7 separate regions of the Mus musculus genome follow, and all the other regions are linked to region 6. A link is a loop called in an ENCODE intact Hi-C map of the cell type or tissue named here. Cell type or tissue: heart. All regions are shown on one strand.

Region 1 (4,000 bases), 60 kb after region 6:
CAACATAGAAAGCAGCAGTGAAGACGAAGCAAGAGAATTCAGTCCCATCCGGTGAAATATTAATGAACCCCCCCAGACTTGACCAAACACGAGCACAGACACACATACATACACAAACACAGCCCACCTCTCCAAAGGCTCCAAAATATTCTTTAATTTGTTCTTCTGAAGTATCTGGGCTCAATCCACCCACAAAGACCTTTTTAGGGGGTTCTTTCCCCTTTAAAGCTTTGGCCCTTTTGGGGTCTATCAATTTGCCATCCAGTTTGTGTTCTTTCAGTTCCAAAACCTGGAAGACAAGGCAGTTTGGACTTAAAAGCCTAGAGCAACTTGCAAGCAACGCAGTAGACTCAATGCAAAACACAGCCCTACCTTATCCACACTAGCAGCATCTTTGAAAAGCACAAATCCAAATCCTCTTGATCTTCCCGTGACTGGGTCTGTTTTAATTGTGCAGTCTACCACTTCCCCAAATCGAGACAAATATTCAGTCAGATCTTTCTTGCTTGTATCCCAGCTCAAGCCTCCAATAAACATTTTACTAGAAATAAAGTTATTTAAGAAAAATAAGCTTAACAGTAACTTAGTGATTAAATACAGGGCAACTTACTCTCCAGACGCAATCTGTTTTGACTACAAACACTAACATTAGACCACAAAAATCTTAACCACTTGTTCAAGCCAGCTGGCACGTTGCTTTGTACCACGCGAACTCAAAACTTAGAAAAAAAAAAAAAGCCATTAGAATCTGGTAGATGTCCTGCCCTGCTTGCTTTGGATTGCAGAGCACAACTTTTACACCGATTCCCCCGCAACTTACGTAGACTCTTGCCCACAGCCTTAAAGCCAACTTTGCTACCTAGGAAACTTTTAGTGCCAGTCGTCTACTGGTGCCCCAACCAAAAGTTTCCCAAACCTAACCCAGGAAAATTCGCGAGCGGCCAACACACACAATGAAGAGGCGGCAGCGGCAGCAGCAGCTGCAGCAAGTGGCGCACAGAACCCGGCCCCTCCCCCCTCCCGGGCCCCACGCGGCGCCTGCGCACTCGGGACACCGACGGCGCCTCTCTCCTTCCCCAACCCCTCCTCCCTTCCCCCACCCGCGGCGGGCCTCTCGAGTCACCCCATCTTACTTTCCACTAGTGGGGAAGGCTACTGGGGTCCAGCGGGCACGCGGAGAATCGACTCGGGGAAAGACTGGGGGCAGCGCGCGCGGCTCCGGAGGGACGAAGGGCGCGCGCGGGGCTCTGGGGGAGGGGAGGAGCGGAGCGTGCGGTACCCGTCATCCTGCTGGTTCTTGCTCGCGTTGATCTTGGATCCCTCTGCGAACTCCTCTATGTTGCTGTACTCATTCATGTCCTCCATGGTGGCGGAGCCGTCGGCGAGGGGGTGCTGGCGCGCAGTCCGGGTCCCGGCGGCAGCGGCGGCGGAGCGTTGTATGGAGCTAGATTTAAAATGGCGGCGGAAGAGATCCGGCCGCCGCCTGCGCCCTCCCTTTATAGCCGCCCCGCCCGCCAATCGGGAGGGCTGCTGGGCGGTGACGTGGCGCGGGCTCCGGCGCGCCCCCTGGCGGGAGGCGCTGGAAGCGAGCGAAGGGAGGAGCGGGGCGAGCTGCCGGGGAGCCCGTGGCCGCCAATGGGAGAGGCCGCGGGAGGCTAAAGTAGCGGGAGCGGAGGGGAACAATGGCGGCGGCACATGGGAGAGCCGGGGCGGGACCTCCATCGCCGCGCTCCGGATGAGGAGCGAGGTCGCGCCGCGGGGAGAGTCAGCCGTGCGGGACCGGGAATCGCGAGCGGCGCCGTGGCAGGGCCACAGTCCCTCTTGCCTTGAGAGCCGTTGGCGTCGCGCGTCCAGTTCGGCTCAGTCCCTTGCTGCGCCCTCAGTCCCCTAGTGCAGAGCTGCTGCTGCTGCTGCAGCGGCGGCCACTCCGGCAAAAGGGCGGCGTGCACCCCGCGCCGCTTGCTGAAGCTGCAGCGCGCCCGTCCGCCCGCTCGCTCGCCCGCCCTCCCGGCGCACGCGTGTTTTGTCCTCGCGCCGGCTGCAACCAGCCGAGCAGAAAGCCTGTGCGCGATGACCGCCTCCGTCCTGGCGGGGACGGCTTTTCCGCCGTCGCCTCGGGGCGGTGTCGGCTCAGGGGCCGTGGCTGCAGGATCTCTCTCTGCAGCCCGGGTTCCGTGCGTTCGTTCTCCGAGGCTGGCTGAGGCCGCGGCGGAGGGCGGGGCCTGCTCGGATGACTGAAGCTGTGCCAAGGTGCACGCGGTGGGCGGGGAAGGGGTCAGGTGCCGGGGAAGACAAGGGGCACTCACGTCCCGGGCGCGCCACTCAAGGGACTCCCGTCTGCACGAGCCCCGGGCCTCCCGCGCAGGCTCCAGCAGGCTGCGGAGGGCTGGTGCCCGCGCTCGGGCTCCAGGCTCCAGGCTTGGGTGCTCGCTTCTTTGTTCCCGCCCACGCGAGGCCTATTTTGACCGACGGGTTCGCGGCTCGCCGGCGGCCAATAGGCACGCGCTCCTTGTTTCCTCCACCCCCCCCCTTTGAATCCCGGAGCCCCGCCCCTCCGGCTGCCCACGTGGTCCGGGCCTGCGCGGCTCGCCTGCTCGTCGGGTGTAGTACCCTAGGCGGCTTCCTCTGCAACTGCGGGTCCCAGCTCTGTCTCTGAGCCCCTGGTCGTTCGCTGTCGCCAGCGCCTCGGTTGTTGCTGGGCCCTCGGGAGCTCAAGACGCGCAGGCGGTGTTGCCCTCCTTAACCAAGGCCGAGCCCGTGGTAGCATCCGGCAGGGAAATGGTCGTGGTTTCCGTGCCCGCCGAAGTCACCGTAATCCTGTTAGATATCGAAGGTACCACAACCCCGATTGCTTTCGTGAAGGTGAGGGGCGGAAGGGAGCGGGGAAGTTACTTGTGCCTAAAAGCATCTGAAAGGGAAATTTTAAGTGTTGGAGATTTTGCCTGGGAGGCTCAGGAGAGGCGGTGTGGCTTTATGTCTCTGGAATGGGGAAGAGAAGCTGCGGCGGTTTGCGGGGGTGCTTTTCCTCGCGCCACCATCTTCTCCCCTGTCCTTGCTTTCGGTTAGGTGGAGAAGGATAGGAAGAAGTGGAGATGGTCTCAGCAACGGCTTGGGGAGGGGCAGGTCAGCTGGGAGGAGTTGGGGTGATTGGAGCTCCCACGGCCTGGCAGGTAGGTGTGTCGCCCGGTGGATGAGCGTCCCCCATGTGCTGAAGGTTGCGGCCCGCAGAGGTGGTGGCCTTGACTTAGTGGTCCTTGAGGTTTAGGCCTTCCCAATGCAAAGACTAAAGTGAAAGGATTTCTAGTGGCTCTGGTATCTTGGGCAATAGCAATTGATTTTCGCACCATCTCACTTGCGCTGGTTTTGAGACTATAAGAACACACCTAAAATTCCATTCATTTTTCTTAGAAAGCCATGGTATCTTGAAGCTTTTGAGTATCTGTCGGGTTAACACAGTTTCACAGGCTTAGGACTTGACTTTCTTCCATGTAGTCAATTTATGCACTGATATTTATGATAGAATAGTTGAGGGTAGTATGGAGGGGGGGGAGTTGGAAAACCCATCGTCCAGTAAACTGCAGCCTGCTTTAAGGTCTATTTTGATTGTTTACTTGTTACAATTGTCTGATTTTTCTAGATGTAGGTCATAATGTTTGTACACAACTTTAGGTCTCCAAATATAACAGCTATTTTATTTAAGACAGGCTCTTAAATAACCTCTATAATTCAGGCTGGCCTCGAACTCCCATGTGCCACAAATCCGGCAAATCAATCTATCTTTCTTTCTTTCTTTCTTTCTTTCTTTCTTTCTTTCTTTCTTTCTCTCTTTCTTCCTAAATAAGAATTATGGTGTTTTAGATACATAGCAAAGGTTCTGGAAAAGTCTAGTTGGCCATTTTGCCAAGATTTTAATTACAGTAGAGACCAGTGGAAAAATTCAAGACTGCCTAAATGCTGATAATTGTGTCCACTTTGTTGTTCTTGTTACATAATTAACTGC
Region 2 (4,000 bases), 450 kb after region 6:
AAATCCTATGTACTAAAGAAAAAACTCCGATGCACTAGTCTATTATCCCATCTATGTGAATCATACAGAACAGGCAATCTACAGGTACAGGTGCTCCTAGGGACTGGGGGACAAAGGGACAGCTAATGTGAATGGAGTTTCTTTGGAGAAGAGATAGGGTGCAGCTGGTAAAGCCTAGTGTTCCCAGAGCCCTAAGGTTCAACCTTCAGCACATTAACTGGGCTTGGCAGGAACACACACCACTGGGGAGGTGGAGGCAAGATGATCAATAGAACAGTCATGCCAAGCTACACAGCAAGTCTAATCTAGCCCGGGTTACATGAGACCTGTCTAAAAAAACAAAATGAATGTTTTTACAGGGTGGGGTTAGACCTCTACTCTAAAACTGGCCTGAACCTTTACTCCCAGCTTCATGGGAGACCCATTCAGAAAGATCACCCCCAGGTTGAAAACGGACTCTAGGAGACAAGCCCAGCTCAGTAAGATAAAATTGTATCTGTTCTAAAGGCAAGCGTAGGTTGGTGATGCAGTGACTGAAATCATGCACAAATCCTGGGCTTGAGTCCCAGCACTGCAAGATAAAAACCCCGATGTGCTGAGAGCTGATTACATGAGACCAGACTGAACTTCACTTAACTCACTGCCAATTGTGAAAAACCTCACCTAAGGATAAACACACAGCCTTGTATTCTTGACAGTCAAGCAAACACTTGTACCATAGCACCCGATTCCCCAGAAGTTCATGGGCTGCGTTTTATTTAAAAAAATAAAAATAAAAGGAAAAACCCAGCAAAATGTTGATTTCATCCAAATAAGATAAAAGCATATATAATGGAAAAACATGAATAAATTAATTCCTTGATGACTTCAATTCTCAGTAAAATAGGAGGTAAAAAAAACTTGTTGGAATTGAATTTTGTATCATTTGAAGGATACAAAGAAGTCAAAGGTTTTAATCACTGGGCTCCAATAAAATCGCCTAGTCCTGAAAGCTATCCACCCTCGATGCCCTATTCCCAAACTCAAACAAAGTTCTGTGGGCCCTAAGTTTCCGTACCCGTGCAGTTCCCATCGCACTGGAGACAGCAAGGGCCCGAGAGACCTCACCTTCTTTCATTAGCCACCTCCCATCTTCAGAAAAAGCGTTCTCTCATGAGGACAGCGGAGCAGTCCCACTCAAGCTGCTGTGCATCACATCCACAGCGCCAGGTCACATCGAGAGCTCCTGTGCCCCCTCGCCATCCGTGACCTACAAAAGAGACGAGATGAGGCCTGAGATCGCTCTTTTGTCCCGCCTGCTACACAACATTCGGCGGACATCACGACCTGTTCCTACCCATTTGGCGCCATTCTCCAATCAGTCCTTCCCGGCGCGCGCCACCATCGCCAGGGTCAGGCAGGCGTCAGCTCGGTTTCCACCTCTCTACTCCCCATGGCCATGCTCGCCCAAAGCGCGATGGCGCCGGATTGCGCGGGAGCTGGCGTAGACATGATGCCAGAGCGTTAACAAAAGGAGGACCGAATGGAAGCGAGAACGTGCCCACGGAGGCCCTTAAAGGCGCCAGGCCTCTCCGATTGGCTGCTTCGACATAGCATGGTATGTGATTGGCTACATGTCCAAAGCCCGCCCTTCCGGTCAAGCCGCCCAGTCCTCATGCGGAACAGAGTTTACCGCGACTCGAGCTCTCGCGGGAGCCCAGAAAAGGGACTTCGACAGAGTAGGATAGCCGGAAGTTGCTGTCCAGGGGACCGCAGCCTTGGGGACTGCTAGTGGAGTGTCTCGACCTGTCCTCCGGCTGTGTGGGCGATCGCAGCCGCCGAGCCCAGGCACTGCTATGGGACTGCAAAGGTGGGGCGGCGGCACATCGGCTAGCGTCGCCAGACATGTGCAACCGGACCTGGCTGGTGCTCCGCATTTGCCTTCCGGCTTGAGGGACGTTACTCAGAATGCTTTCTTTTTGCCGTTTATTGGGCGTCTGACTTGGTGAGCACCAGTCATCTCAGCCTTTCTGAGGTGTTGGTGAGAGTCAGTCATACCATGCTGAAGGCATACTGAGGAGAAAAGTAGGCGAAATCAATCCCTACTTAAACACTAGCTCCCAAGGAGAACCTTTTTGGTTGGTTTGTGGGGTGCTCTCTTCCTTTTATATCAGCCTGACCCGAGAAAACACGTGTAGTTCAAGCTGGCCTCACACTTGGGATCTTGGTGCATCAGCCTTCGCAGACCCAGCCCTGCACTACGCGTGAGACGTGGTCGCATTTTCTTACAATGTCAAGGGTTTGTTGAATAACAATAAATTCACACGTGATTCGAGTACCATCCTAAGTGCCAAACGTTAGCTTTTCCTTCTTGAATCAGTTTTCATTCGCCACCCCCAACCCCCTGAAAATCCCAAGCTTCTCCGTACTAGTCGGGAGATGTGTGTTAGACCAGAGCTGTGTGCTGCTTTGGATGAATATCGTTCTTGGCTCTTCCTAAAGATAGCACAAGATAATTTGGCTCTGGACCTGCAACTTCTAGACCTTTGTTTGGCTCTCCATCTGAACTCACCTGAGCTCTTCATTTCTTGTGATTGTCAATGAAATAATTCAGATGAGGCACACAAGAGAGCACTGTTGAAGATAAATGGGCTTTAGTACTGGAAAGTGAAGGAACCCAAAGGAGAGAGAAACAATGGCCAAAAAGACTGTTGGCATAAAAGCCTGCTCACAAGGAGCAAGAATGGGGCTGGAGAGATGGCTCAGCGGTTAAGAGCACCAACTGTTCTTCCAGAGCTCCTGAGTTTAATTCCCAGCAACCACATGGTGGCTCACAACCATCTATAATGGGATCTGATGTCCTCTTGTGTGTATGAAGAGAGCAGTGGTGTACTCATACACATAAATTAAAAACAAGGGGCAAAAATAGACACAGGCCAAGGAGATTCATGGTGCCAGCCTATATCCTTAGAAAGGGTTTAAAACTCAAATGTCTCTAGAACAAACAGTTGGTTTGGTTTTGATGGGTTGTTGTGTGTGTGTGTGTGTTTTGTGGGTTTTTTGTTTCTCCTCAGGTGACTGACAGGCCCACTTGGAGTAGCTTTGGGAAGGGGGAGGTGCATTGTGTTGACACCAGGCATAGTTGTGCACACCTTTAATCCCAGCACTCAGGAGAAAAAGGCAGGGGGGCCTCTGTTGTGTTCAAAGCCAGCCTGATCTACACACTTCCAGGATCCTGTGTGCTGGCTTGTTTTATGGCACCTTGACACGAGATAGCCATCAGAAGAAGGGATGATGCAACTCAGAAAATGCCTGCAGAAGATCTGGCTGGGGGGGGGGGGGCATGTAAGGCGTTTTCTTAATTAGTGACTGACTGGAGAGGGCCCAGTCTATTGTGGGTGGGGATCTCTCTGGGCTGGTGATGCTGGGTTCTATAAAAAACAAAACAGACTGAACAAGCCATGGAAAGCAAGCCCGTAAGCAGCACCCTTCCATGGCCTCTGCATCAGCACCTTCTTTGAGTTCCTGTCCTAACTTCCTTCAGTGATAGACTTTACTGTGAATGTGTGAGCCAAATAAATGCTTTCCTCCTCAACGTGCTTTTGGCTATGGTGTTTCATCACAGTAATGATAACCTTAACACACTGTCTCAAAAAAAATAAAATAAAAGACAGGACAGTGGTTATCTGTGTGCTTTACCACAAAACCTCCAGTAGGTACAGGTCTTATGATAGTTTGAGCAGTTTGGAACTGCCTCTCCTCGAAGGGCACCAAAAGCCCATTCCTTAGACCGTTCATTAGAGCCCTGCAATTTCAGTCAATGGTTTTGCATTTTGCTAATGGAGAGGAAGGGGTCCATTCTCAGACACCTCCAAGCCTATGAATTTTCCAACTAGCTACCAAACATGTACTTAGATTTTATAGGTGAAGACATAAATGTTATAGAGCTCAGATGACAGCTAAGAAGTAAAGAAGCAACATGGGAAATGGCTCAGCGGCTCTCTAAAGGATCCCCAGAACT
Region 3 (4,000 bases), 520 kb after region 6:
CGGGAGACCCGCAGGAACGCCACGGGGAATCGTGATACCTGCGGGATTCCAAGGCCTGGATGTTGGTTAGGAAGGCAAGCCGTGTGGAATCTGACACAAGAACAGTAAAACCTCAAACTTTCATTTCCAGAAACACACTTGAGAGAGATGGTAGACCATGTTTCACGTATATTTCAGAGTCACTGGAGAGCTTTAACGTCACTCACCAACGCTGGCATTCTACTCCACTCATAGGACTATGTTGACAGTATGGCTATTTCTATATGCATGCCTGACTTCTCGGACATCCTTAAATTACAGGCGCTGATCATGCAGACATTGGTCTCCTCTCCCCTTCATTTTTAAGAATAAAGTTCTGAACTGTTTTCCTCTCAACTTTGACCATTTTTGCCCATGAACAACATTATGTCAATTTGTCGTTGGTTTAAGATACTCAGGTACTACTAAATTTAAATTACTGATTCAACTCTATTATCATTCATAACCATCAACTTCTAACATATAGAAAATCCAGCTCTTCGCTAGAACCCTTTGCCAACTGACTTTAGGATCTAAGTTTCCAAATTAAAAACCATCTGCTGCTGATAACACTTGTTCAATGCAGAGGGGGGAAAAAAACAGCTTGCTTTAGAACAAGATTCCGGAACAACCTATCCATCTCCCACCCCCTTCCAGTTCCTCTCATGGTGTAGTCTAATAAGCACCCAAGAGGGAATAGAAGTAATTAATCATGTAAGGAATTAAGAACATATAAGCTGCAAGGCTTAATAGGACCAGCATCCTCCAAAAGTTAGCTGTTTGACTTCAGAAAGCCTTACTAATTGCCAGTTCAAAAGCTTTATTCTTTATCATTCAGTCATACTATAAGCTCTTAAAGACCTAACAGAAACCAGCAAGCTGAATCTCAGGGTTGTGGACAAGGCTAATCTACTGTCTTAAGTTTCCCTAAGAATAAGGAAGAAGCAGAAGCCATTTCATTTCCCTACCTTGTTTGAATGACACCTCCATATAAAAGTCAGCAGGCTCAGGCTTAGTCAAGGGCTGTCTCCCACCCACTCCCGGCGCGTTTCTACCGAGAGCCCGCTAGAGGCTGAGCGTGGAAGGGGTTCCCAGTTTCTCCATCTTTCAACTTTATTCCCCACCAACAGCCGGGTCCACCGGCACTCGGATGGTTGTTTACCGTTGCTTGACCAGGCTGAGTCCCAGCCCGCTCCCTTCCCCCGTGCACCGCGGGGACACTATGACATTTGGCTGGTGGGCTTCGCGAGGGAAACGGACACACACCCAGAAGAGTCCATACAAAGGGGCGTAGGAAGAACGCGGCGCCGGGCAGCAGCGAAAGGAGGCGCTGGTACGAAATGACACAGCAGCAAAACAGGTTCCCAGAAGCCCGGGGCCGGCAGCCGCTTCCCGGGCCGCGCCGAGAGCCTGTCAACAGCCGCCCAGCCCTTCCTCCCGAGCGCGGGGCGGGCGGCGCCGGCCCGCCGACTGACAGCCGCGCTCTCCGGCGCCCGCCGCTCGCGCCGCGCCCCGACAACCCTCGGTCCGCCGCGGCCCACCGGCCCACCGCCCGGCTGCCCGGAGCCGCCGCCGCGCTCTCCGCCCGCGCGCCGCTCGCCCCGAGCGCGGGCCCGGCGCCGGTCCCCGCCGCTCAGCCCGGGTCTCCGGAGCTGACACTCACCCGAGCCGGCGGCGCCGCCTCCTTCTCGCGCCGCGCTCCCCGGGCTCCCAGCAGCCGCGGCGGCGGCGCCTCCGAAACACAGACCCGGGTTTGTTCAAAATCACGCCCAGCGCCATTCCACCGCCGCATCCCATAATACGCCGGGCCGCCCCGCCCCGCCCGCGCGCCGCCCCGCCCCCGCCGGCGGCCCGAGCCCCGCCCCTTCCGCGCCCCTGCTCCGCCCCCTGGCAACCCGAGTCGCGTCTTTGCGCAGGGCTGGGGGAGCGCTCTGGGGTTCCACGTGACTGCTCCTGGGGCCTCCGTCAAAGGGAAGGCGGGGAACTCCAAGTGGGTTCGTGCTTCTGGCTTTGTGACTAAACCTCGGTCAGTGCGGTTTCCAGCGCGCCCCCGCTTGGTGATGCGCCTGAGTGAAGAGAGAGTCCGCATCCTTTCTCAAATGTTAATAAATCTGTTGGGGTTTAGACGTGAACGTTGCAAGGGGCTCCTAAAAGCTCCTGAGAGAGCACGCAGAGTTACCTTGAAAGGGAGTTTTTGATAATTTGTCTTGCAACACACCTTATACTGATACATATGGATTCTTTGCATTCAGTCATCTCATTTCCTGGGATATTTATAAATCCAAGAAATAAAAAATATATATTAAATTTTAAAAAGGCCTTACAACGTGAAACTACCTGGGGAACCACACGAAGGAGGCGGGAGATAAGTTAAAGGTATCGCTTTCCAACCAAGTATTCCTGGGGGTACTGTGGGGGCATCACTAGAAGAAAAAAGGCAGAGAGACTGAGGCCCCAAATTTAGATAACCCCCACCTCCACACCTCACCTTGGTAGAAAAATTCTGAGTTCCTTCCACCAAGCTGACACAGTTCTGATACCACTACTACAAAACAGGACCTAAGGAATAAGGGCAACATTTCCGGGTTTACTGTGGATTTTTTACAACGACTAAAATGACTAGTACAATCTTATCAGTGTCAGCAATCTGGTCAAAACAACTCACACCATGACATAGCGTTTAATGTATGTGGAGAATGACAGTTTTACATTAGTGAATATAAGAACTGTGGTATCCAGTGATGCATTATATAACACTCAACAACTGTGCTGAATATTATAATTCTTAGAAGGAACTGGACAGATGTCTCCGTGCTTAGGACCATGGTTAGGACCCGGTACCGTTCCTATAAAGGACCTAAGTTCAGCTCCCAGCACCCACACCAGGTGACTTACAAGGCCTGTAACTCCAGTTTCAGGGAATCCAACATCCTCTTCACGACTCTGAGGGCACAAACAAATACACAGATATGCATGAAAATAAAATCTTAAAAATAAATACAATTCATATAAAATCAAGAATAAAATAAAGCTTTTAGCTGGGCAGGGTGGCCCACCTCCATATTCTAGCTTTTTAAAGGCTGAAGCAAGAAGAAGATTGGGAGTTTGAGCCCAGCACTCAGCCTGCATCTTTCAGTAAGACACATACACACACACACACTGTTTCCTTCTTTTCCTTGAATCAAGATTCCAGGACGACCAGGGCTACACAAAGAAACTTGTCTCAGAAAAAATAATAAAATAAAATAAAAAAACAAACAAACAAAAAAGCAGCAACAGAAGCCAGGCAGTGGTGGTGCACGCCTTTAATCCCAGCACTTGGGAGGCAGAGGCAGGCAGATTTCTGAGTTCGAGGTTAACCTGGTCTACAAAGTGAGTTCCAAGACAGCCAGGGCTATACAGGGAAACCCTGTCAAAAACAAAAAACAAAAAAACCAACTCATGTCAATAGCTGTGCACACAAAGGATTGATCCCTTGTCCAATCAAACTGCTCGTCTTATATAAATAAATAATTCTGGAGCTGTCATTACTGCCTTGGGAACTCAAAAAGTTGCCCCCAAAGCTATCTGCTGTTTAATTGTAGTTCAATATTGACATTCACTAGACTGCTTTCAACCGTAGGTCACAGTTCAGCAAAAGCAGTTCACATGGTTGGTGACTCTCTGCGCGCTGTGTAAAGTACATAGGACAAAGTATTCTTTTCTTATTTTTCAATGCTAGCTTTCCTAGACTAATTCTGAAGAGAAATGACATCTTCAAAGGCACATCTGGGCGCAGCAGTGTGCATTTCAGTCACTGCATGCTGCCTGGGAGGGAAAGACAGGAGGATCAAGAGTTTGGGGTCAACCTGACTCAAAAAACAAAGTAAAGCAAACATAGAAAACAGAGACATCTGCTAGTTCTTGTTCTTCATGAAACTATCCTGAAGGGTTTGCCTTCGTTCTTGAGGATTTATGGCTGGTACCCAGCAACACATAAAAC
Region 4 (4,000 bases), 72 kb before region 6:
CTGATGTAGCACAAATGATATGGTAGTGACCAACTTTTAGATTTATTTTATGCGCATGGGTAGTGTGTGTGTGTGTGTGTGTGTGTGTGTGTGTGCATGTAATCTATGTGTCTTGTGCCACAAAGGTCAGAAGAGAACGTCATATCCCCTGGATCAGATGATATGAACCACCATGTGGATACTGAGAATTTAACCGAGGTCCTATGCAAGAGCAACACATGCTCTTAACCACTGAGCCAATGCTACAACTCCAAAGATATATTCATTTGATGAGTATTTTGGCTGCATGTATGTCTGTGTACCACATGATGCCTGGAACCCACAGAAGTCAGATGTTAGATACCTTGAAACTGGAGTTATGCATGGTTGTAAGCAGCTATGTACGTGCTAGGAACTGAACCCTGGTCATCTGCAAGATCAGCCAATGCTCTTACCAATGAACCATCTCTCCAGCCCTCCAACTACTTTTTGATTAGATTTAAGTCCCGCTTCATGAAATGGAACTCATATATGACACTAAAAGTGGCCAAGAACCTGGGTTTGGATAGGTCATGGGCCTAGGGGAAACATACTACCATAAAATGACCTCTAAGGACAAATTGTTATGCCCACCGAGCAGAGCGCTGCTCAACCTCGTCAGAGAAGCTTTTTCTTACAGTAGATGATAATTAACACAGAGAACCCCAACTGGGCAGTCAGAGAGTGAGACTTTGGAGCCCTTACGCCCCTAATGGGGTCCTTTCAATGCTGTGAACATTTTTGTCACCGCAAACTGTAACCAGCATTTGTTCAGCGTATGCTGCTCTGTGAGTAGTTACAGAACAACTCAGAGATGGTCTTCATGCTCACAAAACCAAATGCAGGCTGTGCACAAGAGGTTCCTCCAATGCTTGCTTAAATTTAAGTGTGCTGCATGCGTGCATGGTGTGTGTGTGTGTGTGTGTGTGTGTGTGTGTGTGTGTGTGTGTGATGTGCGTGCACATGTAGATGTGTCTTCCAAGGTTGCGCTCCACATTTTTTGAAACCAAGACTCACCAGACCTAAAGCTTATCAATTCAGGTAGGCCAATGAGCTACTAGGATACACCTGTCTCCACCACCACTCCACTTCTCAAAGGGGATTACATGCTCCAACCACCATGCCTTTTTTACTTCTTTTTTTTTTTTTTTTTTTTTTTTTTAGCGTGAGTTCTGGGGATTCGAACTCAGACCTCCGGGGTCTTTGCCTACTACCCCCAGCTTCGCAGCCCTAGATTGTGACTGATTCACACGTAGATGAGGCCTGGGCAGTTAAACAGCTCTTAAATGGTTTTCCAGACTACCCGGAGCACAGAGAGACCTCAGGAATCCCAAGCATGTGCGAGGACCTCGCCTAGCAAACTCACAGGCTCTGCGGGACCCACAGATGGCCCCGCCTCCTCCCCTGCCAATCAACCGTCCCTCGCGCCTGCGCGGAGCGGCGGTCCAACTGTAGCGGGCGGTTAGAAGGCGGTCCGCTTCTCTCACTGGCCTGCTGGTTATGACGATCACCTACAGCTGCGTTGCTAATGGCCGAGCGGTCCTGGCGGAGCTGGCCTTGACCGGCGGCGCCTATCAGGTACCTGAGGCTCACGCCTCGGCGTCTGAGGGTTCGGTTCCTCGAGGCTGGCGCACGCCTGGCCTCCCCTCAGGGCGCGGGGCGACCTGGAAGGACTCAGGGACCGGGAGTCCCCGCCCCCTCCAGAAGCGCTGCCTCCGAGGCGGGAGTGGGACTGCGCCTGCGCCACCCAGGGGTTGGGGCTCGTACTGCCCGCGGCCGTCTGGCGGAGATTTATAGCCATCTCCAAGTTGATAGCCCCATTACAAGGAAATGACCTGCAGTTGAACACACTTAGTGAACGTGTAAGGGTCTCAAGACTACTTCAGTTGCAGGCAGTGAGGGCCACCTGACAGCGCAGTTTGGACTCTCAGCGCCCAGGGTGGGAGGGCCATGAATTTGATGTCAGCGTGGGCTATATAGACCCAGTCTTTAAAAAGTGAGAACACAAGATGTATCACAACGTTAGAGCGCTTGCCCAGAATGTGTGAGGCCCTGAGTTCAGTTCCCCAACACACACACACACCTAGAAATTGTCAGATGCCATCTAATATTCTATCTGAACCTTAGATCAGTTGTCCCAGGGGGTAGAAAAGGTTTCGCTGAAGATAGGCTGTAATGTACTCCTGTACAGAGGAACTACTCCTAGTTTAGCACAGTCTTGCGCGCCCTCGACTGGCCAGGAAGAACAACGCTGCAACAGGATCCTTCTGCACACGTTTATTGGGAGAGCTTGATTGTAGAGGCGAAAAGACTTTTTGCCCAGAGCTGGTGCTGCTTTTATAGGCCTAGGAGAGGCGTGTCTCATACCCTGATTGGTTATGCACTAAGCCTCATTTGCATGTTCCTCATCTGATTGGCTACTCTCTCTCAGTACCTCACTGAGCCTCATTATCATCTCATTTGCATGTCTCACATCCGATTGGTTATACTCTCAGTACCTTACAGAACCTCATTATCATGCCTGGGCCAGGCAGTGTTTTTGCAAAAAACTTTACTGCATATGTACACATTGGTTGTTTGTCCAATCTTATGCATGGTGGCCAGCAGTAGTCAGTGCCACTCAGCAACGGCACATGTGGCTTCCCACATCTCCCCCTGTTTGTTTTAATAAAATGAGACTGGACTAGGCCTGTGCAATTATGCCCATCCGCCGTGGCTCCTGTTTTAGGTCATTCCTCTAATGTCACAGCCTTACCCGTCATAGGGTAACCCTATCGCCACCGGGCCCCATGTCTTAGGTTGGACTGTGCACGAGGAAAGTTGCCCGTCTCTGGATACCGCAGTGCTGTGTGACAATAACTGCTAAATGACCTAGGGCGAACTCTGCAAAAGAGGCCAGCCAAAAATTGAATTAGTGGGGAAATCATGATCACCCTATTGATGAGCAAGGGCTGATCAATGATCGTTGAGTCTCTCTCATCTAATCTCATGCTGACTAATTCTTGAGCATAGATAACCAAATTTCAGGGGAGGAGCCGTTTTCAATAGCTAAAAGTGCCTGAGTTACAATCACCTTGTCACGTTTTTGTTGGGTTCTGAATTTGCATACCAACCAGAGCATGAACGCCAGTCCACAGCATATGGCAGCACCAAACAAAATCACTCCCACCCATTCCTTAAAGTAAGAAAAAGCAGAGGTAAACCAAGAGGTAAAGTCTCCGAGGGTCACTGGTTCCACTCTGGTCCCATTAAGGTTCAGGATCTGCATCTGCAGTCTCGCCTGCAACCTCTCCAGCTCCTGCGACCAGTTCCCCTTCAGGTAATTCGATAGGTCTGTACTTTTAATAAAAGAATTATTAATATACTTATTGGGAGTAATGCACACATGCGATGTGGATGCCACACAACTCATTTGTATGACATCCATCATCCGTTCCATATTATGTTGTAAAATATCCACTCTCTGATTCACTAGCATTAACCCTGAGGCGATATGAGAATCCACCTTTTGCAGGGTAAGCAATGCTTCAGAGGATTTTTCTGCTATCTGACTTATGGTGTCAGCAGTATTAACTTGATGGGCCATAGCAGTTCCTGCGGTAACTGCTGATGCCGCGGACATCACAATGGCTGTAATAATGGCAGCTGTGATTCCAAAACCTCTCTTTTGCCGAATAAGACTCGTTATTGGGAACTTCTCTGGATCTGCCTCAACAGGCACAGGGACAAAGATTGGTAGATGAACCACTAAGGCTAAGAATTTGGTTCCATTCCAGCATTGCGTCAAAAAACAAGTGACATTTGTACAATCTAACCATTCTGTATTATTTTGAAATTCCGCCAATATAAAGAAAAATGGAGGATTGACACAAACTTCTACTGGAGAAGTAGTCATATTTCTGATAATTCTATTAGTTGTCACATTATCTAAATGAGTAGAGGTATTGGAAAGAGTGGCAGAAACATTCAATATCTCATGAAA
Region 5 (4,000 bases), 750 kb before region 6:
AAACTATTCAAACTCCCTCTCTTCCTGTATAACACATTCCACGTACCCCTTTATCCCGGACAATATTTGCTGCAACTAGTTTTGATTAAGTTATTTTGCTATATGAGATGGTCCTTTGCATTTCTGATGATCCTTTATGCACTTACAATCCCCTGGTTAGTTATCCAGTGCAATTGTATGGTTCTGTATGCGTCATGGATACAAGCTCTTTGTTGGCTATATGTTAATATCTTCTTCCATACTATGATTTGCCCTGGCACTTTCTAATTGGCAGATGAAGAAAACTAAGTCATCCTCTATCCCCGAGGACCCCTGTGCTTAGATGCCCGCTCTATCCACTATTTCTATGGAGTCAAACATAGTCAACATTTCAATGGGGGAAAAGAAAGGCAGATGATAGAAGACAAAATAGAAAAAAAGGGGGTATAGTGAAGAGATTTATCAGTATAAATATTAATAAACTAAGTTGAGGAGATTCTCTAGCTTCAAAGTGACCCAACTCTACCTTTTACACAAATATTTCCTGAGTGCCTGTAGGTGTGTAAATGGCCACTGAGTATTAAGATGGAGCCACAAAGATTTGCTTTTATCTGTGCTAATAAAATCAGTAGAAAGGAACACAGTGTCTTTCATTACAGCCCCCATGATCCTCTGCAGTCATTAAAGCCCCCATGATCCTCTGGAGGGACCTGGAAGCAAGACTGCAGTCATAAGCTGATGTTGTCTCAGAGGCACGGTCAAGAGTGAAGCGCTTGGTTTCTTCCGCCATCCTCAGGCTACTGCTGACGAGATGGCGAGATTTCATCTCAGGTCAGGCCATTTCCATAACGCTTGACATACATGCTGCCCAAATACCTCTAGAAACCTTGTATTTAGACAAGTGTTTCAGTTCTCAGCTTTTACAGATGGATATTTAACTGAGCATAGATGAACTAAAGACATTCAATGAATGTCCTTTAAGGAAAGACTGTATGTACTTGGCACTAGTTTAGGTCCATAAAGCATTCTGAACGTTTCATAATAACTCTGGATTAAAGAGAGTAGAGTTTTCAGGAAAGGCAGATTTTCAGTGGATACAATTTCCAAGCCCCATAAAACTAGTGTTTATACACACACACACACACACACACACACACACGAATACTCACAGATGATTGCCATCAAAGAATTGAAGTTTCCAATGTTGAAACACTCTCGAGCCACATCGATGAAATACTCGATCATCCTCGCTCGGTGCTTCTTCTTCACAGGCTGTAAGAAAAACGAGCGTGAGCAGACAGGAACCCAGCACACAGGCCCAACAGATAGAAGATAAAGCAGGAAAACTGGATCTGAGGAAAAAACAATGTGTTGTCTCACCATGCAGATTTCTGTAGCAACCAAGTAGCTTAGACGATTAAACCATTCTACGTACGCCTCCAAGTTCCGTGTTTTCTTCCGTTCGCTGTAGCAACTCTACAGTGGAAGCAACGTGGACAGATAAGCCTGTGAATGCGCATGGATGCGCTCCCAAACGTGTCCTTCCTTCCCTCCCAAGAACTGAAGTTTCTCTGAAATGATGTTATCCTGGGAGGCCTGTGCCCTCAGACCCTCACTTCCAAAGAAGGGTCTGCTGGTTACTTTTAACTGTCCACTTGATAGTCTCCGTGACAAGCTACTGGACAAGCTAGAATCCCGTGGGAAGAGCGAGTCTGTGCGAGACTGCCTTGACTGTTAATGGATGTAGGAAGGCCCAGCCCCTGAGGGCAGCAGCACCATTTCTTCTGGGCAGGGGATGCTGAACAGCACAGCACAGAAGCTCATGTGTGAACAGGCCTGGCTGTACTTGTTTCTCTCTGTTCCTTTCCCCTCTTTAAAGGCTAAAGTTTTATTTCTGAGGAACTTGCCATTTTTAGAGTGAGCTACATAAGAAAGCCAAAAGGTTGCACGCCCCTCACCCTAAGAGTAAAGCAGGGCATACAATTCCCCCTTAAACCCTGGCATGTTTCACTCTGCTCTTGGCCGGGATGTGACTAGCTACTTGGGTTCCGACCTTGACTTCCCCTCTATGGTGGCCTAGAATCTGGAACTGTGAGCCAAACAAGCTCTTTCTCCCGGAGTTCTTTATTATCAGGGTATTTTATCACAGCAACAGAAATGCAGTTGGCAGGGGGTTTCATTCTCCAACAGCCTTGGGCTGCTCATACCAATTGCTATCAACACAGCAAGGGGAGGGAATACAGAATTTTGGAGCACCATTTACCCGAAGATAAATGGAAATCTACACCATGATGCTCTTGAGTAGGGTGAATGCCACACTGTTCATCTTAGCGTGGAGTTCAAGGCCAAGCTTGGGGAGGTTCATTAATCCTCTTTCCTTCCTTTCAGAAGACACAAACAAAACATTCCACTAGCCTCCTATTGAAAAACCCAGTCCTCACTTCCCATACTGAGAGAAGCTGGACCAAGGCGGGAAACAGCTGTTGGCTTGTCTCCCAGAGAGACTTCACCAGTAGATATAGCAGCTGCAGATAGCCTAACAACTCAAAGTGCTTCTAGAGGTCACTCTAGAATGGGGCAAATGTGTTCATGTGTTCATGAAATGTATAGTGTATGTCCAGTACCATGGTCTTTACATGTATGCAGATTCACTTCCAGAAAGGGGCCAGACCACCTGGAGCTTTTCAGGGCCAGAGAGGCAGGCTTGGTGCACATCCTGCCTCTCTGCTCCTGCTGCTGAACTGCGGGCAGACCGTTCTCTTAGATTTTCTTTCTGGCTTTAATCTGCTAAAACCATTAGGTTCTTATCGTCTTCTCTCACCAACACTGTGTCTGCTGGCCAGGAAGGGCTTATTAAATTCCCCAATAAGGAGGAAATGATGGAGTAGAACTATTGTATAGGCACTATTGTATAGACCCAACCCAAGACAAACCCCGATGAATCACAAAACAGCTAATGAAAACACGAAAACAAACAACTCGGTCCTGATTACCTTATCGTTGTCCAAAGGATCCTTCTGCACAAATGCCTGAACAAACTCTTCTGGGCCAATGTAATTGAGTCTCTCCTGGGACAAAAGCAGAAAATATTAAAGAAAGGGGAAGAAAACAGATGCCAACTCCCCTCTATTAATTTTGATGCTACCCCGCGTTTCTCAGACCAGGTTATAAAATGGGCTTTTAACCCTGAATACTTTCATCAGCTTCAAGTTGTGAAGAGGGGCAATGCTCTCCTTAGGTCAATGTTTCCTAAGACAGTTGAAGAATGAAGGAAATAATAAGCCAATAACAGGAAACTAATTAGAGGCAGAAAAAAGACCAAGAGATTCAGTAGACTCTGCTTCCCGTCTTGTTTAGGGTGTGTTTACGAGTAAATTCTCGGGATATCGGCATCCATATTCAGATGCCCACACAAATCACGCTCTGGCTGCTTTGTGGATGTTTCCCCTTTTGAGTGATTCTGACCTCTCTCCCGAGATTTACTATCAGCCAACAGTCTGGTTGCCAAAGCAAACTAGCTGTGGCTGCAAAGGGCAAAGCAGATAGCGCCTCACCAGCTCGATGTGGGTCAGCTGCTGGGCCAATGTGTAAGGGTCGCTGCAGACGGTCATGATGTCCCGCTGTATGGACTGGGGCTTGGTCTTCAGAACCGTGAGCCGGTCCGTGGCTGTGGAGCTGAGTTTGGCCAGGACTTCCTCATACTGGCTGAGGGCGGCGAGTTTTCGGATCAGACACTGCATCATCTGCTGGACGTTCTTCCGGTACGTCTGCTAGGAAGTGAAGGGAGGATGGTATTCTTGCCCTGCTTCTTCTCCAGCACTGTGAGGCCTCAGACACCCTGTCTTCAAATGCTCTGAGCTCTAGCAGCTAAACACCTAGGTTTCAATAACCTAGGTTCTCTCAGGTTGCTTGTGAAGATATAATTCAGGCTGGGCCTCAAAAACACCTCAGAAACTTCAGATTAGCTCTAGAGGTGGTCCAGCATAATGAGTACTACATACAACTAAGCGTGCTCTAGTGA
Region 6 (4,000 bases):
CCAGTACAACCATTAGCAGACTGCAGAGAATCAGCCTGAACTGAGATTTTCTTAAACATTATACTCCAAGTCCTTCTCCACTGTCCCAACACCCCTACAAATTTTATACTCTTAACCAGTAGTGGAAATCACGGGTTAAAATGACACCTTTCTAAAAACTCCCCACCAAAACTTTCTCCTGGTTATAGTGAAAAAAATTGCATACGCACAGCCCCACTATAAAAAGTATCGAAACCATAACTCAAGATCAGCAATCTGTAATGGGAACAAGAAAATCTAAGGACCCGGATCGAACCCCCTTTCCTTGTCTCCTGAATGATACTCAGCTCCCAAAGGCTGCATTTTAACATTATTAAAAGCAGCTTCTGGTGGCGATATAAGTTACTTCAATTAAAGGAAGCAAGTTAGTATTTTAAAAAAACCTGAAAAAAACTAATTCATTGACCACCACAGGATTTATTGCGTATTAAAGGGTGAGTGGGCTCCTTTGAACAATAGTGAGAGGGTGAGACTGAGAAGAAACCAAAACAGGCTCCTGGGCACTGAAAAGGCGGGAGAGAGATGTAAAAAATGTAGTTGCACAGACTAAATAAGGAAAGACTACAATCTGTACAAATAGGCAACCCAGAATCTGAGGGCGCGAAAAGGGTGCATAGAGAGAATAACTTGGCAGAATGGGGGAAGGGCAACCGCAGGCGGGAGGTGGAAGAGCCCCAGTCAAGTACAGGCCCCATCGACCAGGAAGGACTTAAATGGAGCCCGCGGAGCCACACCAACGCGCCAGCAGACCAGGGACTTTGGCAGGCCCGGTCTGTCTACAGCACAAACGCAGGGCCTGTAGGAGCGTGTCGTGGTGACAGCGTAAAGTGGACAGAACGAACGAATCCTAAGACGAAAACTATTTAAAAGCAATGGCCTGCGGCCGACGCGGGAGAAAAGAGAGGTGGACAGCCTACAGCTTTCCCAAAGCAAGAGCGTGTCAATAATCGCACCGTCTCGGGGGCGAGGGCGAAGCGCCCGACCAACCTTGGCAACCCTGGTAAAAAGCTTTTCTGTGCGTTTGCATTTTTAAGCCTAAGAGGTTAGAAATCCGGGAGACGTGGGGGTGGGGTGGGAGGGTAAGCTCCGACAGGCGGGAAAAAATCCTGGCGGCCACATCGGTGGGAGGAGACCCGCGGCGAGGGAGGAAAGAGGGCGGGCCGCGGAGTAGCATGGTGACGGCTAAAGGTGGAAACGTGTGTGATGGGGGAGGGGGCGAGCAGGCAGGGAAGGAGATGCAGGCCCGGGGGGGAGCCCGAGGTACAAGAGGGGCGGCCGAGGGGGCGACTGCACTGGGGCCTGCGGGCGGGCGGGCGGTCGCGGGAGCGAGGCCTAATGGCGGGGAGGGGGAGGGGGCCTGGCGAGCGGCTGCCCGGGGCCGCCCCTTACTCACCCTTCATCCTCCTCGTTCTTACTGGCGTCGATCTTGGCTCCCTCTGCCTCGGCGCTGCCTCCTTCGGTGCCTCCGGCCGCAGAGCCGCCGCCGCCGCTCCCGCTTCCCGCCGCCGCCGCCGGCCCCTGCGCCGCCGCCGCCACCATGGCTCCCTCCTGCTCGCCCGCCGAGCCGCCTACCGCCGCCGTTGCCGCCGCCGCCGCCCCGTCCCCTCCGAACTGCTCCTCCGACATAGTGCTACTGCCGCCGCCGAAGACGACACCCGCCGACGCCGCCGCCGCCGCGAACCGAAACTAGCAGCAAAGTAATCCCCGCCGCCGCCGCGCGATGCCCGCTCTACCTCGCGAGGCACCCTAGACAAGGCGCGCGCGTGGCTGCAAGGGCTCCTGCGCCTCTCCCCGGCCTGCCCCCCTCGCCTCCCACTCTCGCGCAGCGCGCTCTCTCGCTCTCCCCGGCTGCACTGAAAAAAAAAAGAATGAAGTAGCAGCGGCGGCCACTCTCGCCTCCTCCTCGCTTTAATGGCGCCGCCGCGGACCACCTAAAATGGCCGACGGAAGAACGGCGCGTCCCGGTCACGTGGCTCCGGAGCGCGCCCTTTGCGCCTCCCCCGCCCCCGTCCACCGCTAGGCCCCGCCCCCCGCGCAGGCCCCGCCCTCCCCGTCCCTTTCCGACTGGCTCTCACGCCCCGCGGTCGCGCGGCGCGGGCCTTTAAAGAGGACCGGAAGTGGCGTGCGCAAGAGGGGCGCGCGGGTACCATCGAGAACAAGGAGCGCTGGTTCGAGGGCGCGGCTAGAGAGGCCTCCCCCGCCCCCGTCCCTTGGCCCCGCCCTTCCGCGGATTCCTGGAGTCACCGGCCGCTCCTCGGCTTTGGTTGGCAGGCGCGGCCGACCTGGAGGGGTGTGGTTCGTCCATCCCCAGCGGAGACTTCGTGGAGGCTGCCCTCAGGGAGCCACGGCTGTGGGCCCCGGGACCTGCGTGGGGCAGCGGGCCGCGCCTGTGCAGTGCTCCGCCGTCCCTGCGCCGGGTGACATTGAGGCTCCGCCGCGGCGCTGTCCAAAGGCGGCTTTGATGGTCGAGGCTGCCTCTTCTCAGAGTTGCTTCCCTAGTCTTAAGCTTTGCCTCCGTTATTACAAGAGCCTAACGCCGGCCACGATTCTTTGAAGTCACTATGGATTGGGAAGTGTATGTATTAAGGTCGACTCCAGGGCTCCTTTTTTTTTACGAGTTACAGTCCTTGTATTAAACAGGATATATAAATGTCATGAATCATCTTTACGAGGTTTCTGGGTTTGTGGTGTTGAGGTGGCGATTTTATAAAAAGAAAAAAATGAAACGCCGTTAGGCGTGTGATTCACGATTTTAAAATTAATCGCTAAGAAACCTATTGGAATTCCTACTCAGGAGTTAGACTTTGAAGCTTCCTGCAAGACTTAGAAGAAAATGGAATTTCTGGTTTGGTTTGGTTTGGTTTGGTTTGGTTTTTTTTGTCGTCAACCACTCGACTGCTTAGTAAGTATCCAGTTTCCAAACAGGGTTTGGAGAAGTTTACAAAAGACAGCATACAGGGACAGGACTTCAGCCCAGCTAATTAGGTACACGCTGTAATCCCAGAACTGTGATCCCAGAGAAGGGAGGAAGGACTGTTGAGGCCAACCTGGCATTACCCCTTAGCAAAACACATAAAAAAATTTTAAATAAATGCTTCCCATGGTGTACTTTAAGTCAATTTACAGTAACTGTACATAATCTGAAAATCCCAACGATTAAAACAAGATTTATCACTACAGTTTGTTACAGAATCCATAAAATGAAAGAATATGCATCAAATAGTGGAAATGTCTTCAACATTGAGCAAATCACAGACAGGCAACCACCAAGATGATTGGCGAAAAAGAAGTGATTCCACGTTTTTCTTTACCATCCAAAAATACTGACCAAATAAGATGACTCAAGTCAAATATTGCAGGTTGGCAACAACTTGGATGAACCCGAGGTTTTTATTTATCCTATGGATTTAAATGATGAGCCTTTTAGAAAAACTGGTTGTAGTGGTTTAGAGATTGGTCCCAAAGGCTCCTATGTTTGAATGTTTTAGTCACCATGCCATGGAACTGTTTGGGAAGGATTAGGAGGCATGGCTGTGTTGGGAGATGGTATTCATGGAATTTGCTTTGAGGTTTCAAAGGCCATACCAGGCCTTTCTGCCTGCTGCCTGTGGATCAGGATGGAAAGCTCTCAGCCCACAGGTCATTGCCTACCCTGCCTGCTTCCCACCATGCTGACACTGGACTACCCCTCTCAAATTAGAAGCAAGCCCCCAACCAAATGCTTTTCTCTTACACATTGCATTGGTCCTCACAACAGTAGAACAGTAACTAAGACATCATTTTACCGAAAAAAGTTTACTTTAATTCACAGGCAGCCCTGTCGCTTCTGGAATTTGAGTGTTACTCAAGAGTTCCTCACACTAAGGCCTACGTGCCTTGTTTTGTTTTCTTTTTTGAGACAGGGTCTGTAACCCAGGCTGGCCTGGAGATCACTGTATAGCCTAAGGTGGCCTCACACTCT
Region 7 (4,000 bases), 550 kb after region 6:
TCTCATCTGCTCTTAAGTATTTAAGTTGGTTATAATATTTTTCAGTTCTGTAATTCTGTAATTTCTCGTGGTTGATGTTCCAAATGACACTTCACCGTTCTTAAGTTTATTATTGAACTTGAAATCTCGCCTTATTTCTCCAGGCATAGCTGTGTTACAGTTTTTCTGGCTTCAGTATCAGTTGTAGTTGTTGCAGTTGATTGGTGCTTTTGTTGGTGCTAGCTAATGGCTCACTGGCGCTCTTACAGTCTTCTCACTCCCTTTTCTGTGATGTTCCCTGAGCCTTAGAGACAGAGGTAGAGAAGTCCCATTTGTTGATGATTATTTAATCATGTGTTCTTAACCAGTTGCTATCCTTTTTTCTTTTCTTTTCTTTTCTTTTCTTTTCTTTTCTTTTCTTTTCTTTTTTGTTCTTTTTGGTTTTTCGAGACAGGGTTTCTCTGTGTAGCCCTGGCTGTCCTGGAACTTACACTGTAGACCAGGCTGGCCTCGAACTCAGAAATCCGCCTGCCTCTGCCTCCTAAATGCTGGGATTAAAGGCGTGGGCCACCATGACTGGTTGTTTGTTTGTTTTTCTTTTTCAAAACAGTGTTTCTCAGTGTAGCCTTGGCTGTCCTGGAACTCACTCTATAGACCAGCCTGGCCTTGAACTCAGAGATCCCCCTGCTTTTGACTCCCAAATTCTGGGATCAAAGGTGTGCACCACCACCACCTGGGTGCCCAGTTGTTAGTTTTTAAACTTACCATTGCCCACTGTAAAAAGAAGTTTCTTTGACCAGAGCTGATGGTAGCACTATATATAAACATAAACATAATTTTTTTAAACGCCATTTGATGTCTGCTTCCCGAGTGCTGGGATTAAAGGCATGCACCACCACGACCGGCCAGCATGAGAGTTATTAACAGCAGGGAGGAAGCTTCCCCCCCAACATGATTTTCTGTGTGTTGTATACAACCAGAGCTCGTGCACTCTTCAGAAGTAGCACCTTACCACCCAATTCTAGTGGGCAAACCACATCTATTGCCTGTGTGCTTTGGCAGGGGTCGGGGGTCGGGTGACTGCATCTGTGTATACATGTGTATGTGCCTGTGCCCTCAGAGGCCAGAGAGGGCATCAGATCTGTTGGCACTAGAGTTATATACAGATGGCTGTGAGCTGCCATGTGGTGCTGGGAACTGAACCTGGATCCTTTGCAAGAGCAGCGAGTGCTCTAACCACTGAGCCGTCTGATGCCTTCTTCCGTCCTCTGTCGTACACCAGACATACAGACAAAACGCCCGGACACAAAGTAAAAGTAAATATTGTTCAAAAATGTTTTTAATTTGTATTTTTTGAGTCTGGGTTTTTCTGGCTGACCTGGAACTCATGTAGATCTGCCTGCCCGTGCCTCCTGAGTGCTGGGACTAAAGGCGTGTGCCACCACCCATAGCATCAAACAAATCTTAACTTCAGGTTAGGCAGCACATTTGTCAAGTACTTAGTTTGAATATTATCAGTTTGAATATTAGTTTGTATAAAATACTCTAGGAGTATGTAAATACAAGACGTAGCTATAATCTTGATTTAATAGACTAATCAAATTTGAAAAAAATCAATCAAAATGATAAATGACACATCATTAGGTATAACCTATCTGAAATGTGCCCAGATCCATAAGTAGGTAAATCTGAGTGTAAGAGAAATGTTCTTTTCTGGAGCTGTGAGTGTGTGTGTGTACATACTGTAAGTGAGGAGGCTGGAATGGGGTACGTCATAGGAAGGAGTCTCTAATACAGTGTTAACTGTGTGAGTGCTGGGATTAAAGGCGTGTGCCACCACACCCGGCTGATAAATGTTTTTTAAAAGACAGAAGAGAGGGCTGGAGAGCTGGGTCAGTGGTTAGAGTTCTGATTAGCTACTTCTCCAGAGGACTGGTTTTGGAATTCCAGACATATACATTGGGTGGTTCACAGCTCCAGGGAATCTGTTTTCTTGGACTCCATGGGTACCCAGATTCATATGGCAGATGCTCACCAAATATACACATAAATAAAAATAATCAATCTTAAAAATTAACAAAAGGACAGAAGATAAAAAGTAATAAAATTTAGCTTCCTTATACTGAAATAAAATGTTCCCAGTGTTAAGTCATTGCTTGTTTTGTGCCGTATGCTGTTTAAGACATTGTATATTTCAGTGAACAAAGCAGAAAAAAAAAGTCCCTTGTCCTCTTTGAACTTGTGTTTTAGGAAGGAACTTAGCGTTGCCTGGTAATGGTCACTGTTTATTTTTAGCATTTCTCTTACTCTTTTTATAGCGCCCGTTTGCTGTGGTGGTGGATATGTGGTGGTGGATATGTGGTGGTGGAGAGCAGACCAGTTGCTAGAACTGAATGCAGATGTCTGACAGCAGGAAGAACATTCTCTCAGTGCGGTCACTTGGCGGAACTGGTTTTGTACACACGGAGACATCCTGTCTCTAGCAGTTCTGTTCTCTAGGCAGTGTTATGCTGTGGTTGATGATCATGAAGCTGGCAAGAGGAAAAGCTGATCAACTCACTAGTGTACTTGTGCGTCTGTATCACATACTGTTGATGAAAAAATGTAGCTTATTTTTAAAAAGAAATTTGAAAGAAAATTGGAATTTTAGTTCTGATTCAAAATGAAAGTTTTCAGGAAGGTGGCACCTTAAATTCATTCAGTAACATAGAGTTATGAATTACTCCTCTTCTGATGGGTTTTAAAAGTTAAAAAAAAAATTCTGGATCTCAATATTAAAAACTAGAGGTAGCATCTTAGAATTGCAGGTTTATGACAGGTATGGTGACATAGTCCTTTAATCCCAACACTTGGGAGGCAGGAGCAAGCAGGTCTGTGAGTTCTTGGCCAGCCTGGTCTACAGAGTGGGTTCCAGGGCAGCCAGGGCTGTTATACAGAGAAACCCTGCCTCGAAAAACAAATCGAGAATTTCAGGTTTAGTATTTATTTTTAAAATTGTTAAGATTGCATTTATTTATATTTAGTTAGTTATTGATTTGGTCTGAGAACAACTTCTAGAAAAATCACTTCTCACCATCCATTGTGTGGGTTCAGGAATAGAACTCAGAAGTCAAAATTGGCAGGAAATGAGTTTATCTGTTGAGCTATTTCACCAGTCCTAAGGCTTAGTATTTTTTGTGATGGGCTGGAAACTTTTGAAAAAATATTATTTTATCAGTGTGCTGTAAAGAAAACTGTCAACTAGAGATTAATGGAAGAAATTAGGGTAAATTGAAAAGACAGAATGTATGTCAACATTAGTGGTAGAAATGAATAAATAGGCCAGAGCATGACGGCATTCCCGGAATCCTAGCATTTGAGAAGCAGAGACAGGAGGATCAAGTTCCAGGTTAGCTGGGCTACACAGTGAGTTCAGGGCTAACCTGGACCTATAGCATAGTGAAAACTCTAAAAACAAATAGACAATTGAGATGAGTAAATAAACTTTGGAGTTTGTATTAGACAATATAGGTTTGAGGTTCAGTTCTCTTGCTGCTAGAAAATACCCTGACAAGCCACTTAGGGGAAAGGGGTTCTTTTAGTTCACAGTCCCAGGCTACTGTCCATCATTGCTGGGAAGTCAAGGCAGCAGGAGCTTGAAGCAGCGGCTCACATGATGGTTAAGAATGGAGAGAGAATAAGTGCAGGCACGACTATGCTCAGCTTCCTTTCTCAGTTCTTCTGTTCAGTGTCCCTTGCTTAGGGAATAGTGATGCCAACAGTGGGTAGGTCTTCACCCTTTAATTGATGTAATCAAGAGTTCTAGAACTGTGTCCAAAGGCCAATATGATTAAGATAGTTCTTCATTGAGATTATCTTCTTCAGTGATTCTAGATTGTTTCAAGTTGACAATTAGAACTAAACATTCATTATTCTTATTTGATACTGTTTTAGATATCGTCAGATTCTGGAAAAAGCCATTCAGTTATCTGGGACAGAACAACTAGAAGCATTGAAAGCTTTTGTGGAAGCGAGTGAGTAG

The links. A loop is a pair of places that touch in the nucleus more often than their neighbours do. Peaks named below come from ENCODE experiments on the same cell type or tissue, not always from the same donor. Only the 100,000 strongest peaks of a DNase experiment are listed, where the experiment ranks them.
Region 1: a loop joins it to region 6, with 6 times the contacts of the local background. A loop is called at or near these places in 27 of 42 quality-filtered maps.
Region 2: a loop joins it to region 6, with 3 times the contacts of the local background. A loop is called at or near these places in 10 of 42 quality-filtered maps.
Region 3: a loop joins it to region 6, with 2.5 times the contacts of the local background. A loop is called at or near these places in 3 of 42 quality-filtered maps.
Region 4: a loop joins it to region 6, with 4 times the contacts of the local background. A loop is called at or near these places in 3 of 42 quality-filtered maps.
Region 5: a loop joins it to region 6, with 1.8 times the contacts of the local background. A loop is called at or near these places in 2 of 42 quality-filtered maps.
Region 7: it touches region 6 in a loop (2.7-fold over the local background); 2 of 42 quality-filtered maps call a loop at or near these places.

Annotation. Positions count from the first base shown.
Region 1 is chr5:100,037,441-100,041,440 of GRCm38, forward strand. Hnrnpdl (heterogeneous nuclear ribonucleoprotein D-like) reads right to left here and starts at 1,782. Exons shown (of 8, transcript NM_016690.4): 1 at 1,280-1,782; 2 at 373-541; 3 at 128-289. The coding sequence starts at 1,722. Enoph1 (enolase-phosphatase 1) reads left to right here and starts at 2,554. Exons shown (of 6, transcript NM_026421.3): 1 at 2,554-2,862. The coding sequence starts at 2,779. In heart, a CTCF peak has its summit at 2,630; DNase peaks (open chromatin) are centred at 1,191, 1,541 and 2,401; H3K4me3 peaks cover 4,000 bases; H3K27ac peaks cover 3,346 bases.
Region 2 is chr5:100,427,990-100,431,989 of GRCm38, forward strand. 5430416N02Rik (RIKEN cDNA 5430416N02 gene) reads right to left here and starts at 1,546. Exons shown (of 5, transcript NR_034038.1): 1 at 1,337-1,546; 2 at 1,108-1,249. In heart, no CTCF peak of the experiment used is centred here; a DNase peak (open chromatin) is centred at 1,642; H3K4me3 peaks cover 3,060 bases; H3K27ac peaks cover 2,677 bases.
Region 3 is chr5:100,498,820-100,502,819 of GRCm38, forward strand. It overlaps Lin54 (lin-54 homolog (C. elegans)), which reads right to left and starts at 1,820. Exons shown (of 13, transcript NM_172714.4): 1 at 1,682-1,820. In heart, a CTCF peak has its summit at 2,060; DNase peaks (open chromatin) are centred at 1,262 and 1,972; H3K4me3 peaks cover 2,507 bases; H3K27ac peaks cover 2,358 bases.
Region 4 is chr5:99,904,810-99,908,809 of GRCm38, forward strand. It overlaps Vamp9 (vesicle-associated membrane protein 9), which reads left to right and starts at 1,456. Exons shown (of 6, transcript NM_001378420.1): 1 at 1,456-1,596. The coding sequence starts at 1,519. In heart, a CTCF peak has its summit at 1,751; a DNase peak (open chromatin) is centred at 1,522; H3K4me3 peaks cover 1,043 bases; H3K27ac peaks cover 1,613 bases.
Region 5 is chr5:99,230,943-99,234,942 of GRCm38, forward strand. Rasgef1b (RasGEF domain family, member 1B) reads right to left here. Exons shown (of 14, transcript NM_181318.4): 5 at 3,534-3,746; 6 at 2,973-3,047; 7 at 1,360-1,455; 8 at 1,149-1,251. Among named protein-coding and RNA genes, the nearest start is that of Rasgef1b, 20 kb to the right of the region's middle. In heart, no CTCF peak of the experiment used is centred here; DNase peaks (open chromatin) are centred at 2,459 and 3,659.
Region 6 is chr5:99,976,960-99,980,959 of GRCm38, forward strand. Hnrnpd (heterogeneous nuclear ribonucleoprotein D) reads right to left here and starts at 1,979. Exons shown (of 9, transcript NM_001077265.2): 1 at 1,433-1,979. The coding sequence starts at 1,665. It overlaps 4930524J08Rik, which reads left to right and starts at 1,976. Exons shown (of 2, transcript XM_030254981.1): 1 at 1,976-1,993; 2 at 2,078-2,707. The coding sequence starts at 1,976. The coding sequence ends at 2,593. In heart, no CTCF peak of the experiment used is centred here; DNase peaks (open chromatin) are centred at 842, 1,182 and 2,172; H3K4me3 peaks cover 3,188 bases; H3K27ac peaks cover 3,228 bases.
Region 7 is chr5:100,524,062-100,528,061 of GRCm38, forward strand. Cops4 (COP9 signalosome subunit 4) reads left to right here. Exons shown (of 10, transcript NM_012001.2): 2 at 3,913-3,992. Among named protein-coding and RNA genes, the nearest start is that of Cops4, 7.8 kb to the left of the region's middle. In heart, a CTCF peak has its summit at 2,332; a DNase peak (open chromatin) is centred at 2,370.